Linked DNA regions of Homo sapiens: region 1 is linked to region 2. Evidence: chromatin loops called from intact Hi-C (ENCODE). Cell type or tissue: PC-3. All regions are shown on one strand. Links, peaks and the distances in the headings refer to the core of each region. The heading gives the core; the rest is flanking DNA.

Region 1 (8,335 bases), core at 131-8,130, 580 kb after region 2:
AGCAAGACCCTGCCTCTACAAAAAAAATTTTAAAAGTTAGCTGGAAGTGGTGGCATGCATCTGTAGTCCCGGATACCAGAGAGGTTGAAGTGGAAGGATCGCTTGAGTCCAGGATGTGGAGGTTGCAGTGAGCCGTGATGGTGCCATTGCACTCTAGCCTGAGTGAGGGAATGAGACCCCAACTCTTAAAAAAAAAAAAAAAAAAAAAAAAAAAAAGATACTTATATGTTAAAGTATTTTTTTAAAAATCTACTGTTCCATCAGAGGTAAGAGTTTAAAAAAAAATAAAATGAACTAAAAATAAAAGTTAAAAAAAAAAAAAGAACCTGCCCCTTCCCCCTCAAGGGACTGGGGGATTGGAAAAGCCAATAGTGTTACAAATCCACCTTCACGGCTGCCCACATTTCTCCCACGCCTGCAGCGCCCTCTTTGGATTGATATACCGCCCCAGGGACTTTGCTTCCTACATGCTGGGCATCTTCATCTGTAACCTTTTGCTGTACCTGGCCTTTTACATCATCATGAAGGTAAGAGCGGGTGCCGGGAGCGGCTACCTCGGGCCCTCGGGCAGGCGAAGGCGGGGTCGCGTGAGGCCGCATCTGCTTCTCCTCCCACAGCTCCGCAGCTCTGAAAAGGTCCTCCCAGTCCCGCTCTTCTGCATCGTGGCCACCGCTGTGATGTGGGCTGCCGCCCTATATTTTTTCTTCCAGAATCTCAGCAGCTGGGAGGTAAGAGGCCAGTTTTCTTATCCAAAAACAACCTCTCTCTCCAACTTGCCATTTTGGCCTTTCTACCTCCCTCTCTTAATGTGTTTTCACAGTGTCTAAAATGAAAGTTTTCTCTACCAGGGATGGTTTTTAATAGCCGCACACAAATGCACAATAACTGCATGCGTTATCATTCTCAGGGTGGCACTTTATAAATCTGTAAGTACTACAGACATTGCAAACTTGGTCTTCATTGCATGTTGTATTACGACGCTGGTCCCAGTGGATGCTTAACGCGGTCAAAAGCCTTGAGTAGTTCATCTTCTCATCTTTCTCATAATCTCCATCCATCAACAAATACCCAAGCTGAGTGTCATTACATCCAGTCCATAGATAACAGAGCCGAAGCCTAGGAAATTAGTGGTATATCTGAGGCACAGAACAGGAAGAAGTCTTAGCATTCCATCAGAACAGTTACCACAATAGATTTTAGAACATTTCTGTCACTCCGGAAAGAAACCTCATATGCATCAGCATTCACTCCTCATTTCTCGCTAACCCCTTACCCCTAAGCAACTACTAAATCTACCTTTTGTCTCTGTATATTTGCTTATTCTGGACATTTCATGTAAATGGAATCACACAATACACGGCCTTTGTGTCTGGCTTCTTTCACTTAATGTGTCCTAGGTTCAAGCATGCTGTAACATACATAGTACTTCATGTCTATTCATTGCTGAAAAATATTCCGTTGTACTGATATATCACATTTTATCTACCTGCTCATCAGTTGATGGACAGTTGGATTGTTTCTATTTTTGTGTCATTATGAGTGATGCTGCTGTGAATATTTGTGTACAAGTTTTTTCCTTGAGGTAAAATATACATATAAAATTTACCATCGTTACCATTTTAAAATGTGCAGTTCAGTGGTCATAAATACATGTATATTCTTTGGTTTTTCCCCTCATCTCCCTCTCCCCCCACCCTTCCTGGACTCTGGTAACCACCAAACTATTCTCTGTCTTCACGGGATCCACTTTTCTAGCTGCCTCATATGAGTGAGAACATGCAATATTTGTCATTTTGTGCTTCACTTATTTCACTTAACATAATGGCCTCGAGTTCCATACGTGTTGCTGCAAATGGCAGGATTTTATTCTTTTTTATGGCTGAATAGTATTTTATTGTGTTTGTAGGTGTATGTACATTGTCTATGTAGATATGTGTATCATATTGTCTTTGTCCATACCTCTGTTGATGGGCACTTAGATCGATTCCATATTTTGCCTATTGTGAACAGTGCTGTAATAAACATGGGAGTGCAGATAACTCTTTGACATACTGATTTCTTTTCTTTTGGATATATATCAAGTAGTAGAATTGCTGGATCATATGGTAGCTCTATTTTTTTCTTTCTTTCTTTTTTTTGGGGGGGCGGGGGGACGGGGTCTCCCTCTGTCTCCCAGGCTGGAGTGCAATGGCGCAATCTCGGCTCACTGCAACCTCCACCTCCCAGGTTCAAGTGATTCTCCTGCCTCACCCTCCTGAGTAGCTGGGACTACAGGCGCCCACCACCGTGCCCAGCTAATTTTTTTGTATTTTTAGTAGAGACGGGGTTTCACCATGTTGGCCAGGCTGGTCTCAAACTCCTGACCTTAGGCGATCCACCTGCCTCTGCCTCCCATGGTCCTGGGATTACAGGTGTGAGCCACCACACCCGGCCATAGCTCTATTTTTAGTTTTTTGAGGAACTTCCAAACTGTTCTCCACAGTGGCTGTACTAATTTACATTCCCACCAACAGTGTGTGAGAGTTCCCTTTCCTCCACATCCTCGCCAGCATCTGTTATTGCCTGTCTTTTTGATACGAGCCTTTTTAACAGGGGTAAGATGATATCTCATTGTAGTTTTGATTTGCATTCTCTGATGATCAATGATGTTGAGCACCTTTTCATATGCCTGTTTGCCATTTGTATGTCTTCTTTTGAGAAATGTCTATTCAGATCTTTTGCCCATTTTTAAATTGGATTTTTTTTCCCTTACAGTTCTTTCAGCTCCTTATATATTCTGGTTATTAATTTCTTGTCAGATGGATAGTTTGCAAATATTTTCTCCCATTCTGTGGGTTGTCTCTTCACTTTGTTCGTCATTTCCTTTGCTGTGCAGAAGCTTCGTAGCTTGATGTAATCTCGCTTCTCTATTTTTGCTTTGGTTGCCTGTGCTTTTGAGGTCTTTGTGTACAGGTTTTTGTGTGGATGGATGTTTTCTTGGAAGCTAACTTTTCGAACCAGACATCTAGTAGCGTTTTTGTGGCTTTCTGGACGTTCAACTCTTTGAACAGTTGAACTGTGGGAATCTTGCCCATGTCCTGCCTCACCTTCCTCCAGGGAACTCCGGCCGAATCCCGGGAGAAGAACCGCGAGTGCATTCTGCTGGATTTCTTCGATGACCATGACATCTGGCACTTCCTCTCTGCTACTGCTCTGTTTTTCTCATTCTTGGTGAGTTCATATCTATCTTTTTGTGACTTTCTTCTCTCTTTACATCTTGTACTCTCTTTTTCTTCTGCTCTTCCTTACTTTTTTTTATATTCCTCTCTAATTTTACTTTCCATTTCCTCCTTGTAATTCAATGTACAGACCATCTTATTTCTTTCATAAATTTTATATCCTTTGGTTAGATCTTTAGTTTTTCTTTTACTCTTCAATATCTTTAGACACAGAGGGACAAAATTACTTTCCCTAAGTTGCACAGCACGTTTGTTCTGAATTGGTTATTAGACCCACATGCCCAGAATTCCCCCAGGAACCACTTTTAGCAATTCCGATAACATTGGGTTATTCCTTCTTATGCCATACTCACATTCCTCCTCCTCCTCCTCCTCCTCCAGTCTCCCTGAATATTTCACAAATATTTTACATATTCCTTAAGTGGCTTGGGGTAGCAGCCACGTGTCTGTTGCCTTCTGACCAGTCTGTCCCAAATCTCTCCTGTAGTTTCTCTATTTTTTTGCCCCAACCCTTTCTCAGAAGCCATGAGTATTTATATCAACCCTGGATTATAGTTCCATCCTTTAATCCTAACTTTGATTTTTCCCAATTAAAAGTCCATGGTGCCTGTAGGCAGGTTCAATTGACAATTAACAACCCTACTAGACTCCCGGGCTCCAGACCTACTAGATGCCCGGGCTCCACGCAAAGCGGGCTCAGGCAGGCCATATGACTTCAAGAGTGGAGCAGGGCTATCCTCTAGTGGCCAGTTTGGGAAGCTTGGCCAATCTGTATAAACAGTCCTTACGTCTTTTACTTTTGATCGTCACCTTCATGAGAGAGACAGAGACAGCAAAAGTGGAACTAAAGATTCCACGTGGGGCAGTAGTAGTCAAATGAACTAGAAATGGAGGAGGAGGGTACATTTCTTATATAGCAATACTCTATCCAACAGGACTTTATTCCTTTGACTCTTGACCTAAATGTCCCCTAAGTAATGACTTCCCAGGCCACCCTATCAAAATTTTTTACCTCCCCACACCTGATACTTCCTGTATTTCCTCCCTTATTTAACTTCTATCCTTAGCACTTATTACTATCTAACATGCTATATTTTACTCATGTATTTGTTTCACGTCTAAAGCCCTCTTTAGAATGTAAGCTACATGGAGAATAGGGATTTTTGTCTCTTTCATTACCAACTATATCTCCATAGCATCTGGAATAGCACATCATAAACCTTCATGAATATTTAATTGACAAATGAATTGTATAATTATAATAAGTGCCTATTAAGAGCAAAGGATTGCAGAGAGCTGCAGAAGGCATGAGAATGAGAGGGAACTAACAGTTTCCAGTCTGTGTGCATCTCAGAGAGAAAACAGGACTTAGTGTGACAGTGACTGTCCATTCCTTTCATTTCTCTGTCCCTCTCACTTCAGGTTTTGTTAACTTTGGATGATGACCTTGATGTGGTTCGGAGAGACCAGATCCCTGTCTTCTGAACCTCCAACATTAAGAGAGGGGAGGGAGCGATCAATCTTGGTGCTGTTTCACAAAAATTACAGTGACCACAGCAAAGTAACCACTGCCAGATGCTCCACTCACCCTCTGTAGAGCCAACTCTGCATTCACACAGGAAGGAGAGGGGCTGCGGGAGATTTAAACCTGCAAGAAAGGAGGCAGAAGGGGAGCCATGTTTTGAGGACAGACGCAAACCTGAGGAGCTGAGAAACACTTGCTCCTTCCATCTGCAGCTTTGGGAGTGCAACAGGGATAGGCACTGCATCCAAGTCAACTCACCATCTTGGGGTCCCTCCCACCCTCACGGAGACTTGCCAGCAATGGCAGAATGCTGCTGCACACTTCCCTCCAGTTGTCACCCTGCCCAGAAAGGCCAGCAGCTTGGACTTCCTGCCCAGAAACTGTGTTGGCCCCCTTCACACCTCTGCAACACCTGCTGCTCCAGCAAGAGGATGTGATTCTTTAGAATATGGCGGGGAGGTGACCCCAGGCCCTGCCCTACTGGGATAGATGTTTTAATGGCACCAGCTAGTCACCTCCCAGAAGAAACTCTGTATATTTCCCCCAGGTTTCTGATGCCATCAGAAGGGCTCAGGAGTGGGGTTTGTCACACATTCCTCTTAACAAGTAACTGTCACTGGGACCGAGTCCTGGGTGCTTACATATTCCTTCGTGTCTTCATCTCACTGACCTGTGTGGACCTCATCACTCTGACTCTGCCTTCTTGGAAAGGCCCTGTCACTCCACAGATGTCTGGCCAGCTTCAAGGCAGAAGGAAAAACAGGAAAAGCTCTTTTAACAGCAGCAGGAACAAGAGAAATGACTAACCATACTAAAAGACTGGTAACAGCAGCAGCAGCCAGACAGGCCTCACCTTAAGGACTTGGGCTGCCAGAGCAAATTCAGCAGAGCTTATTTGGCCTCCCATTCACACAGCTCAGTTCTGTGCCCACATCACCTTTGGGGAAGAAATCAGCATTCTAATCAGGGACACTACTTCAGGAGTCCTCCACAGCGAGTCCGTCATCTGTCACTTTATGTAGATCAGGGTTCTAGACTTCTTCCCTGAGGTTCTCAGAAGCAGCTCTCAGGATGAACGTATTGTCCTCTTCCCCTCTTCTTGCAAAGTGCACAGCTAATCTAATGTTGTCTCTCGGTTGCACCTGACATTCTCTCCCCAGTAAGGTGTTGGCAAGCTCAGCATCTGGGTTCCACTCTCACACTGTCTGGCAGCTCTGTGTCTGAGAAGTTCTACATTGACCAGGCCCCCTTGTTGCCTGGAGTATGACGTAATCAGAAAATAGACGTATAAATGTGCACATGCGTATGTATTTGCTTGTGAAATTAAAGTCACCTCTTGCCTCTGCTTTCCTGATCATTCGTTAGAGAAATGGATCAGGCATTTTTTTAAATTATTATTCTTTCTCTAAACTATTTGCATTGTGTTCAAAAACCCATTTTAGAAGTTTGAACAGCAAGCTTTTCCTGATTTTAAAAACACAAAGTTGCTTTCAATGAAATATTTTGTGATTTTTTTAAAGTCCCCAAATGTGTACTTAGCCTTCTGTTATTCCTTATTCTTTAAGCAGTGTTGGCTTCCATTGACCATATGAAGGCCACCAATTAAATGGTTGTGTTAATCCAACATGTAAAAAACTTTTTGGCAGGGCACAGTGGCTCACGCCTGTAATCCCAACACTTTGGGAGGCTGAGGCAGGAGGATCACTTGAGCCCAGGAGATTGACGCCGCAGTGAACTATGATTGTGCCCCTGCACTCCAGCCTGGATGACAGAGTGAGACCCCATCTCTTAAAAAATAAAAAAAAATAAAAATTTGAACCTGTTTCACTATGGCTAGTTTGACCTAATTTCTTTATCTTAACGCACTATGGTTTCTAATCCACAGAAGACCAAGGGAGGAAATGTGAACAACAAAGTCCATTCAAGTCGCCCTGTGGCTGAAGCGAATAAATTTTCAGATGCATAACCTGTTTGGTAGCTTGTTTGGGAAGATGTGAGCGGAAATGGGGAAAGGGCCCTGGAGGAAAGGGTGGACTGTGCTGCTGAAGCCTTCACTGTTTTCTGATCACGTCTGTCTTGTGCTACAAACGCACACACTGTGGTCAGTTTTGTTCCTGCAACAGTACCGAAAATCCAGACCAAGCTTGTTTTTACAAATATCAGTTCTAAATGTACATGTTGCTAATTCTTTCCACAGCGCCAGTCTCACGGTTGGAGGACATAAAGTCATTCAGCTGCATCTGTAGGATTTACACAAGGGCTGGGGCAGAGGGGAGCACAGAGAGCTTAAAGAGCTTAACGAGCCATTTCTGTAGGACAGTGTCTATGCTAACTCTTGCCTGGGTTCATGGACTTCACTCTTTAAAAGGGAAAGGAAGAGTGACTGAGAAAGCCGGGTTCAACAGGAGCGTAACCGGAGAAAAGCAGTCACTGTGAAGAGGCTCTTGGCAAAGTAAGCACAGAAGTAATAAGAGCAGTTCAGCTGGAGCAGGACAGAGGTGTAGCAGCCAGAGAAGCAAAGCTGTGCACATAAAAAATGACCTCTTCACACCCCTGACAAATGCTGGAGAAGCAGCCCCACCTCTTTATGCTCCACGGTTTACTGAGGGATTCGCCCGGTTTTATTTTAGCAGCAGGAGAAGCCAGTGGAATGCTGGACTCTATCTGGGGAAGGGACTTTCCATGACTGAAGGAGGTCACCGAGCCAGCTCCTCGGGGCAAAGAAAATGGCAGCTCCTCTCTTCGTAACTCCAGGCACCCACCAGAAGGTTCTGTGGGGTCACAACATGCATGTGTCGGTAAATCAAATACCCAAATCCTCCTCAATATGGGTGATAGTCTCTATCCAAAACTCATGGGAAAGGGAGGAACAAAGATAAACACTATTCACAGAAGGAACAGTACAATCTGCGGAAGATTCTGGAGTCCACCTACTCGCTATGTGCCCTTGGGGAAGTGACTGAAACTCTCAGATCCTCAGCTGGCACACCTCCATGATTCTACGTGAGAATGGCAAAGGTGGAGGTGTGCAGGGTACCAGGAGCAGTGCTCACGCAGACAGGATCCTCAGCTCACCCTCCTGAATCCCACAGGGAGGCAGGGCAAGAGTGGATCCATCAGCCAGTCTGGGATCTCTCTCCTCCAGGGGCTCTTCATTGAAACCAACTGTTTCGTTTCCTGTCCTCAGCTCCAGGCCCTGAACAGGTTGGGAGGCCTCTTCATCTTCAGAGACACTGCCCACAGCTGTTCAGCCTCTTCTCATCCCTACCCCCATCCTTGTCCTTTGTAGCTGCATTTCTCTGACTCTGGCCCTGAATATCCTTATTCCAACTGAGATGAAAAAAAAATGCTTCCAAAGCTAGGGCCAAGTGGGAAAGCCTGGCTGTTTATAATGTGACACCTCATCACTGCTGTCTCTGCCCTGGGAATCTCAAGAAAAACCTAGGTTTTCTCCTCTCAAGTAGCTATTACAACCCTATTTCAGGGAATGCCACGTGCAAATGTTTCCCTCCCTTCCCACCCTGATTACCAAACATTCTGTAGGGCAAGCTTGCATCTTCAGCTAAGGAGAACGCTTCAGCCTGCAGGTGAC
Region 2 (8,335 bases), core at 171-8,170:
TACAGGTACGTGTTACCATGCCCTGCTAATTTTTGTATCTTTAGCAGAGATGGGGTTTTACCCTGTTGGCCAGGCTGGTCTCGAACTCCTGGCCTCAAGTGATCCACCCGCCTCGGCCTCCCAAAGTGCTAGGATTACAGGCATGAGCCACCGCACCCAGCCCTCATCTCTGAATTCTGATCTCGTTTTACCTCTACCTCTCTTGTGAGCTGCCCATGGTCTGCCTTGTTCTCAAGACATTTACTCTCAGCTCTGTAAGCACCTTCATGCAGGTGATGAATTCATCTTCCATAGTGCTGGCATGTGGGTGCTCAGGGAATACTTGTTGAATAAAAACCAAATGAATTAACTCATGAATAAAAAATCCTTCCTATAGGAACCTATCACTAACCTGGCATTAAGAATTTCTTAATTCAGACTGAGTGCAGTGGCTCACGCCTGTAATCCCAGAACTTTGGGAGGCCGAGGCAGGCAGATCACCTGAGGTCGGGAGTTTGAGACCAGCCTGACCAACATGGAGAAACCCCATATCTACTGAAAATACACAAAAATTAGCCAGGCGTGATGGCGCATGCCTATAATTCCAGCTACTCTGGAGGCTGAGGCAGGAGAATCGCTTGAACCTGGGAGGTAGAGGTTGCGGTGAGCCAAGATCATGCCATTGCACTCCAGCCTGGGCAAAAAGAGCGAAATTCCATCTCAAAAAAATAAAAATTTTAAAAAAAAGAAGAATTTCTTAATTCAAAAAGCACAACAGCTCTAGAGGGCACTGGAACGCATTTGAAAGATCAGTCATACACTGATGCATAATGTGTTAATATCTCATTCTAGTCTCCAAAATTTTTCCTTGATTCTAAGAAGAGTAGTAGTAGATTTTAATTAAAATTGCATGCTTCTACCTGGATATACTTTTTGAGAATTTTCTCATGTTTAGAGCTTAAAAAATAAGCGTATTCTCTTGAAATGTAACTTGTATGCAAAAGTCTTAAGAAGACAGCCTCTCCTAGGGTTTTTATGGTTTTAGGTCTAACGTTTAAGTCTTTAATCCATCTTGAATTAATTTTTGTATAAGGTGTAAGGAAAGGATCCAGTTTCAGCTTTCTACATATGGCTAGCCAGTTTTCCCAGCACCATTTATTAAATAGGGAATCCTTTCCCCATTGCTTGTTTTTCTCAGGTTTGTCAAAGATCAGATAGTTGTAGATACGCAGCGTTATTTCTGAGGGCTCTGTTCTGTTCCATTGATCTATATCTCTGTTTTGGTACCAGTACCATGCTGTTTTGGTTACTGTAGCCTTGTAGTATAGTTTGAAGTCAGGTAGTGTGATGCCTCCAGCTTTGTTCTTTTGGCTTAGGATTGACTTGGCGATGTGGGCTCTTTTTTGGTTCCATATGAACTTTAAAGTAGTTTTTTCCAATTCTGTGAAGAAAGTCATTGGTAGCTTGATGGGGATGGCATTGAATCTATAAATTACCTTGGGCAGTATGGCCATTTTCACGATATTGATTCTTCCTACCCATGAGCATGGAATGTTCTTCCATTTGTTTGTATCCTCTTTTATTTCCTTGAGCAGCGGTTTGTAGTTCTCCTTGAAGAGGTCCTTCACATCCCATGTAAGTTGGATTCCTAGGTATTTTATTCTCTTTGAAGCAATTGTGAATGGGAGTTCACTCATGATTTGGCTCTCTGTTTGTCTGTTATTGGTGTATAAGAATGCTTGTGATTTTTGCACATTGATTTTGTATCCTGAGACTTTGCTGAAGTTGCTTATCAGCTTAAGGAGATTTTGGGCTGAGACAATGGGGTTTTCTAGATATACAATCATGTCATCTTCAAACAGGCATTACCATTCAGGACATAGGCATGGGCAAGGACTTCATGTCTAAAACACCAAAAGCAATGGCAACAAAAGCCAAAATTGACGAATGGGGTCTAATTAAACTAAAGAGCTTCTGCACAGCAAAAGAAACTACCATCAGAGTGAACAGGAAACCTACAAAATGGGAGAAAATTTTCGCAACCTACTCATCTGACAAAGGGCTAATATCCAGAATCTACAATGAACTCAAACAAATTTACAAGAAAAAAACAAACAACCCCATCAAAAAGTGGGCAAAGGATATGAACAGACACTTCTCAAAAGAAGACATTTATGCAGCCAAAAAAACACATGAAAAAATGCTCACCATCACTGGCCATCAAAGAAATGCAAATGAAAACCACAATGAGATACCATCTCACACCAGTTAGAATGGCAATCATTAAAAAGTCAGGAAACAACAGGTGCTGGAGAGGATGTGGAGAAATAGGAACACTTTTACACTGTTGGTGGGACTGTAAACTAGTTCAACCATTGTGGAAGTCAGTGTGGCGATTCCTCAGGGATCTAGAACTAGAAATACCATTTGACCCAGCCATCCCATTACTGGGTATATACCCAAAGGACTATAAATCATGCTGCTATAAAGACACGTGCACATGTATGTTTATTGTGGCACTATTCACAATAGCAAAGACTTGGAACCAACCCAAATGTCCAACAAGGATAGAATGGATTAAGAAAATGTGGCACATATACACCATGGAATACTATGCAGCCATAAAAAATGATGAGTTCATGTCCTTTGTAGGGACATGGATGAAATTGGAAATAATCATTCTCAGTAAACTATCGCAACAAGGACAAAAAACCAAGCACCACATGTTCTCACTCATAGGTGGGAATTGAACAATGAGAACACATGGACACAGGAAGGGGAACATCACACTCTGGGGACTGTTGTGGGGTGGGGGAAAGAGGGAGGGATAGCATTAGGAGATATACCTAATGCTAAATGACGAGTTAATGGGTGCAGCACACCAGCATGGCACATGTATACATATGTAACTAACCTGCACATTGTGCACATGTACCCTAAAACTTAAAGTATAATAATAATAAAATAAAAAAATAAAAAAAGAAGCCTCTCATTTGAATCAAAGACTCAGAAGGCATAAGACTAATACGTTTTATTTAAACTTCTGAAATGAATTTTGGTTTGGAATTAGATCTGAATATATAGGTCTAAACCCTAGTTTAGAGTCTTGAGTGTTTTAAGAATTAGAATTTTCCTGGGTCACATGCTGACTTTCACTTTCTGGAAATGTTTTAAAATGAGCGTACAAGAATTTTATAATGATCTCAAAATACACAAAATGATTGTTCACGAAAAGGAAGAGCAAGTGTGGAGAAATGAGAAACCAGTTCGCAGCAAACAGAAATAAAAAGGGGATGGAATTAAAACTTCTCTTGCTGAGAAATCAGATTCTCATAGAACAACCGTTCCAACTCCATTCATTTAGATGAACTCCGTTCATTTAGATAATAGCTTGAAGTGTAATTATTCCCCGTGGACCTTTGCGCTGACACTTCACAGCATTTGCCTCAGAGATCAGTCGTTATGGCTTGTTCAATACCCGTTTTCTCCACCAGAGGGCAGCAAGAGGCCGCACCAAGATTACTCTCTAAATGAGTCATTCTGGCTTCAGTGAGAAGCCACGTGGAGGAACCTACTACGTTGCAGCCCTCCTCTGCAAACCAAGATCCGCAACCTCAGACAGAATGGAGACAAATCGCCTTATCCCTGGCAGAAGATTTTCAGATAATCGGAGAAACGTCTCACAGGCAAATGCACATGATTTCAAGGCTTGCCCTCTGAAGAAGGAGTCAGTGGTGGTTTTGGACAGGAATGGCATCACTTAAATGTATTTTCAAGGAGCAGAGTCACCTGATGCTGAGAACGGCTAGACTAAAAAAAAAAAAAGAAAGAAAAAAAGTTGATAGGTACTCGAATGTGTTTTATCTGCGTTAAATACGAAATGCCCAAGAATGGGACTTGGAGAAAATGAAATCATTATTTCTACTCTTTGACAGCCTTGAGACAAAATTTCCAAGTCAAATTTATAAGGCCTCGGATTTGGTTGCTTGTTTTGCTTTCTTCTGTCTTGCCAGTTACCTCCTGAGAGTTGGGCAAAGATCAGTAAGATCCCTTTGCTGTGGCTGCCAGCAAGTCTGTGCCTGATTTGACGAGATTCTGAAAAGGTACCAGTGCCTCCTCCCTCCAAGGCCTCTCGTGGAACATAACACCCTAGAACTATGCCAAGAGACAGAGCCAAGCCACATTTCAGTGTCTGCTGCTGCACCAAGCTCTGAGCAGAGGCCATCTTTTCTGCTCAAGAAGTTGTTACTGAATTCTTTCAAGTGCTTGCTTTGGGGACAAAAATGATCAAGAAAGATAGTCTCTGTACAACCAACATTTCCAGGAAACCCATTATTTGTGCATTATCTGTATACTCACAAACACACATAAGCACATGCACACATGCCAAGACACAAAAAGTTTTCAGTTAAGAGAGTCATGTTCCTAAAAGCTTTATCTTTTACACCAGTATTTATTGCTGTCTATCTTCATAAGGTCTACTGTGGGAGATGCTGGCATAGAAAGAACTTTGCCTCAGGAATATACGAGAAAACATAATCAGGGCAGAAAGCAGAGGTATTCAAATAACAAGGTCCTAAAGTGTGTTGCAGCTGATACATGAACTCACATCTAACTCAGGTCAACTCTGGGATAAAAATGAGCATCGAACAGTCTCCTCCCACAAGTATGTAGGCACCATGAGAACAGCAATGTTTAGTTTCTTGTTCCATCCTAAGTGCCCGGAACATTTCTGATGCTCAATTAATGTTTGCCAAATAACAAAAACACTTAGGGAATGTACCATATCAGAGACAAACATACCGTCTCTCAGTAAGTCCCTCCAGCATTAACACAGATTGTGATTTCTTTAGGTTGACACTAGCTGAAGTAGTTGGCTTGGATTTAGGGGCCATGTTGTATGCATCGTTAACAACAATCATATCTAAAGGAGCAAGAAGCTCACCCAGGAGAAGTGTGTGGGCACAGATACTGGTGGAATGAATGGAAGACTCCCATCTAACGCTCTCTCAGGAGGGTTGCTGGATTTAGCAAATAAAAATACAAGGTATTCAGTTACATTTGAATTTCCGATAAATGAGTTTAGCATGGGACAAACTTATATTCAAAAATATTCATTATGTATCTGAAATTCAAAATGAACTTGGCCTCCTGTATTTTACCTGGCAAACCTACCATGGGGCATACACTTTCTGAGTGGAAAGGTGGGAGGATGGTCTGACTTTTTCAATTGTAACCTCTCTTTCTCTCTGGGCACATAGGTTGTATCCTTTTAACTTTAATGTATGAATGCCATTGTAGTATGATAATCACAGTGGATTCCATTTAATCCCATTAAGTGTGCCATCAGAAATCCCAGTATTTTGAAAATGTTCCCTGAGCTTAACGATTTGAGAACCACTAGTGTACAAACTTTAGTAAGCAGCCTTCTTTAATCTGAAGGAAGGGTGTGCCCTATAATCTTCTTCCTCCCCTTCACATTGGGAAATTATTTCTGGGCGGATACCTTTGTTCAAAAGGTTGAAAATAGGCTTAGATGGCACTGTATTTCCTAAGTAACTTCCTGCCAATTATCAACCTCTTCATTATAAAGTGGGTCTAATACCCCACTCAGGGGGTGACGCAGGGGTTCCTAATGGAAGAGTATGGGAAAAAAGGACTCAATTAAGTGATGATAATATGAACTCAACTTTTCCAACACAAATAAGGCTTAGAAAAAGTGATCCCCAGACTTCTGTTCAAAACATCTTGTATTAGTCCTGGACCACAGCCAGTCTTTCCTGAGAACCCACACCTAGCTGTGACTCTAAACAAGTGATGAGTTCCTAGTCACAGTCTTAAAGAGACCAGGTCCGCCTGAGCAGCCCTGTGCTTTATGGGCCAACTCAGCCAGAAGCTTCAATGAATAACCATGATACCTTGAGTGGAGGCAGGAGGAGTGGCCGGAGGCAGAGGAATCCAGCTACTAACCAGGGAAAGGATTCAAATAGATGCTTTTCCATTAGAAAGTCTCTGTTCAAATGACCTCAAGGCTTAAAATTATAGAATTTTGTAAAGAAAATTCTCTTTTGTCACCTATAAGCATTATCACTTTTTATTGAATTATACTATAAACAAATATTGTTTAATTGAATGAGACTAATTAAATCAATGAAAATACAATGTTTACCTTTTCTGGAAACCTTCAGTATATTATATGGCATTTAAGGCATTTTACAAATTAACACCAATCTATCTTTCCAATCTTATTTCCTTCTGCTTCTTTCTGGGACTACTACATTCTAGCCAGAGGTTTCTGCACCTTGGCACTGTTGACATTTTGAAGGGGAGAATTCTTTGTTGTAGGAACTATCCTGTGCATTGTAGGATATTTAGTGGCATCTCTGGCCTCTATCCACTGGATACCAGTAGAACATACCCTCCCCGTGCAAGAGTGTGACAATTTAAAAATGTCTGTAGGCATTGTCAAATGTACCCTGGGGGGCAAAATCACCCCCATGAAGAACCATTGGGGGGCAAAATCACCAGCACTGAGGACTACTGCTCTGTCCCACAAGACAACTTTCCCTGCTATGAACACATTTTCTCAAGCTCTACCCACACTCCCCCACCACACCACACACACCTTTCACTCCTGTTCCCTTGACCTAAAACACCCTGCTTTCCCCCTTTCCATTGACAAACTTGTATTTATTCTCCAAGGCCTAAATCAAATGCTATCCTACATAGCTTTCCTTACAATCTATGCCAACTTTCCCTCCTCTAGGCTGCTGTGGGCATTGCACACATCTTTACTTGTACTAATAGTGTTGACCATATGATGTTGCAATTATTTATTCACCCTTCCCTCCTTCTCCCGAGAGGCTATTTCTCAAGAGCAAGGTCTGTGTAACTATACTACCCAGCATGGTTTTCTGTCCATGCATGTCTCTGTGAGAGAGAGAGAGACAGAGAGAGAGAGTGTGTGTGTGTGTGTGTGTGTGTGATCTGACAAATAAATATATACAGCACTCTGCTTTGTTAAAGTGTAAGACAAAGTCCTAAGCTATACCATTTACTATATTTCCTAAAGAAACATGTGGATTTTAGTTCTCATCATGTAGATTAATTGGTTAGACTAGATCTCACTAGACCTTATGTTCCCACAAATCTGGATTACTATTTTTCCAAATATGCATGGTATTTTCCCATCTCTACATCACTGTGGAAATTGTTTTCTTCACCTGGAAAGTTCTGCTCTCCTTTCTCCCTGTCAAAATCCTCCTCAAACACCACCTCTACTTTTCACAGTCCTGGACACACACACACCATGCACACACACCACTCACACACACACACAAAACACACATGCAACACACATGCTGTGGTTTCTTCTTTCTGAGAGAGCCCTTGCTTTTTTATCTTCTTTTCTAACTCTCCTAACTTTCTGTCTTATCCCCAATGGTCTCCTCTTAAAGTTAGATTGTACTCCTTGAAGGCAAAGACTTCTTCCTCTTTCTACTTCTGCAGCTCCTCATACAGTGACTTGCACATACTCATACTAAGTATTGAGTAAGAATTTGTTACATTGAAGAGAAAAATCAGAGATTGTCTTGAAAACACTGAGTTAATATCCAGACAAAAGTGTGGGTAAATTCAGAAAGAGAATGGATTTTGACAGCAGCAGAGTCAAACTTTAGAAAGATGAACTCATCTGGGCTGGGAAATAATGAAGATGCACCATCAGACACCCATGGTGGTTCAAGGGCAAGGTGAAACCATAATAACAAAGATGGCAAAGACCATTTTGGAGTAACAGAAATGGGATTGGGTGCCTAATTGGAAATGGGGCAAGGGGAAGAGAGGAGTGAGGAATGAATAATATCATTCCAATCCTGAGTGGGTGCTGGGGTCATCAAAATATAAAGGCTTGGGGGAGAAAGAAAGAAAGTCAGCATTTGAGAAGCCAGTGAGCTACCTCAAGGAAAATATCACAGAAATAATTGGAAATGTGAGAGTGAGGCTCAGAGAAGCCGAAGGACCTGGAGACAGGGTTTGGGAGCCAGTCATCTAGCTGAGGCCAAGGATCATTAGGGGATGACTGAGGGGTAGGGTCTGTGAAAAGAGAAGGGAAGACGGACTGGTGGGGAAGGGAGTAGCTGAGGAACAGTGCTACAAAAGCCAGGAGGGAACGAGGTTTCAATAACGTGAACATTTCAAGAATTGAAAGGATGCAGAAGTTGGTGAGTATGAGGGCTGGAGATGTGCCAGTAGACTTGTGGATTGGATATCTGCTGACTTTTGGGAGATGAGACTCAGTGGGGAGCAGGGGCTAAAAGCTGTTAGATCAGGCTTGAAGGAGCGGTGAGAATGTAAC

The links. A loop is a pair of places that touch in the nucleus more often than their neighbours do. Peaks named below come from ENCODE experiments on the same cell type or tissue, not always from the same donor. Only the 100,000 strongest peaks of a DNase experiment are listed, where the experiment ranks them.
Region 1: it touches region 2 in a loop (5-fold over the local background); 32 of 110 quality-filtered maps call a loop at or near these places.

Annotation. Positions count from the first base shown.
Region 1 is chr3:113,623,006-113,631,340 of GRCh38, forward strand. It overlaps SIDT1 (SID1 transmembrane family member 1), which reads left to right. Exons shown (of 25, transcript NM_017699.3): 22 at 422-527; 23 at 618-728; 24 at 3,097-3,210; 25 at 4,641-6,570. The coding sequence ends at 4,703. It overlaps LOC124909410 (a long non-coding RNA gene), which reads right to left and starts at 428. Exons shown (of 2, transcript XR_007096007.1): 1 at 1-428. RefSeq lists a silencer at 3,949-4,048. In PC-3, for the core only: CTCF peaks have their summits at 448, 3,953 (motif pointing left) and 4,161; a DNase peak (open chromatin) is centred at 3,956.
Region 2 is chr3:113,047,917-113,056,251 of GRCh38, forward strand. The region is part of intron 1 of NEPRO-AS1 (NEPRO antisense RNA 1); the gene reads left to right. LOLI1 (lncRNA oncogene in liver cancer 1) reads right to left here. Exons shown (of 3, transcript NR_189285.1): 3 at 2,997-3,789. Among named protein-coding and RNA genes, the nearest start is that of RMP64, 32 kb to the left of the region's middle. RefSeq lists an enhancer at 3,608-3,787. In PC-3, for the core only: a CTCF peak has its summit at 3,466 (motif pointing right); a DNase peak (open chromatin) is centred at 3,485; H3K4me3 peaks cover 414 bases.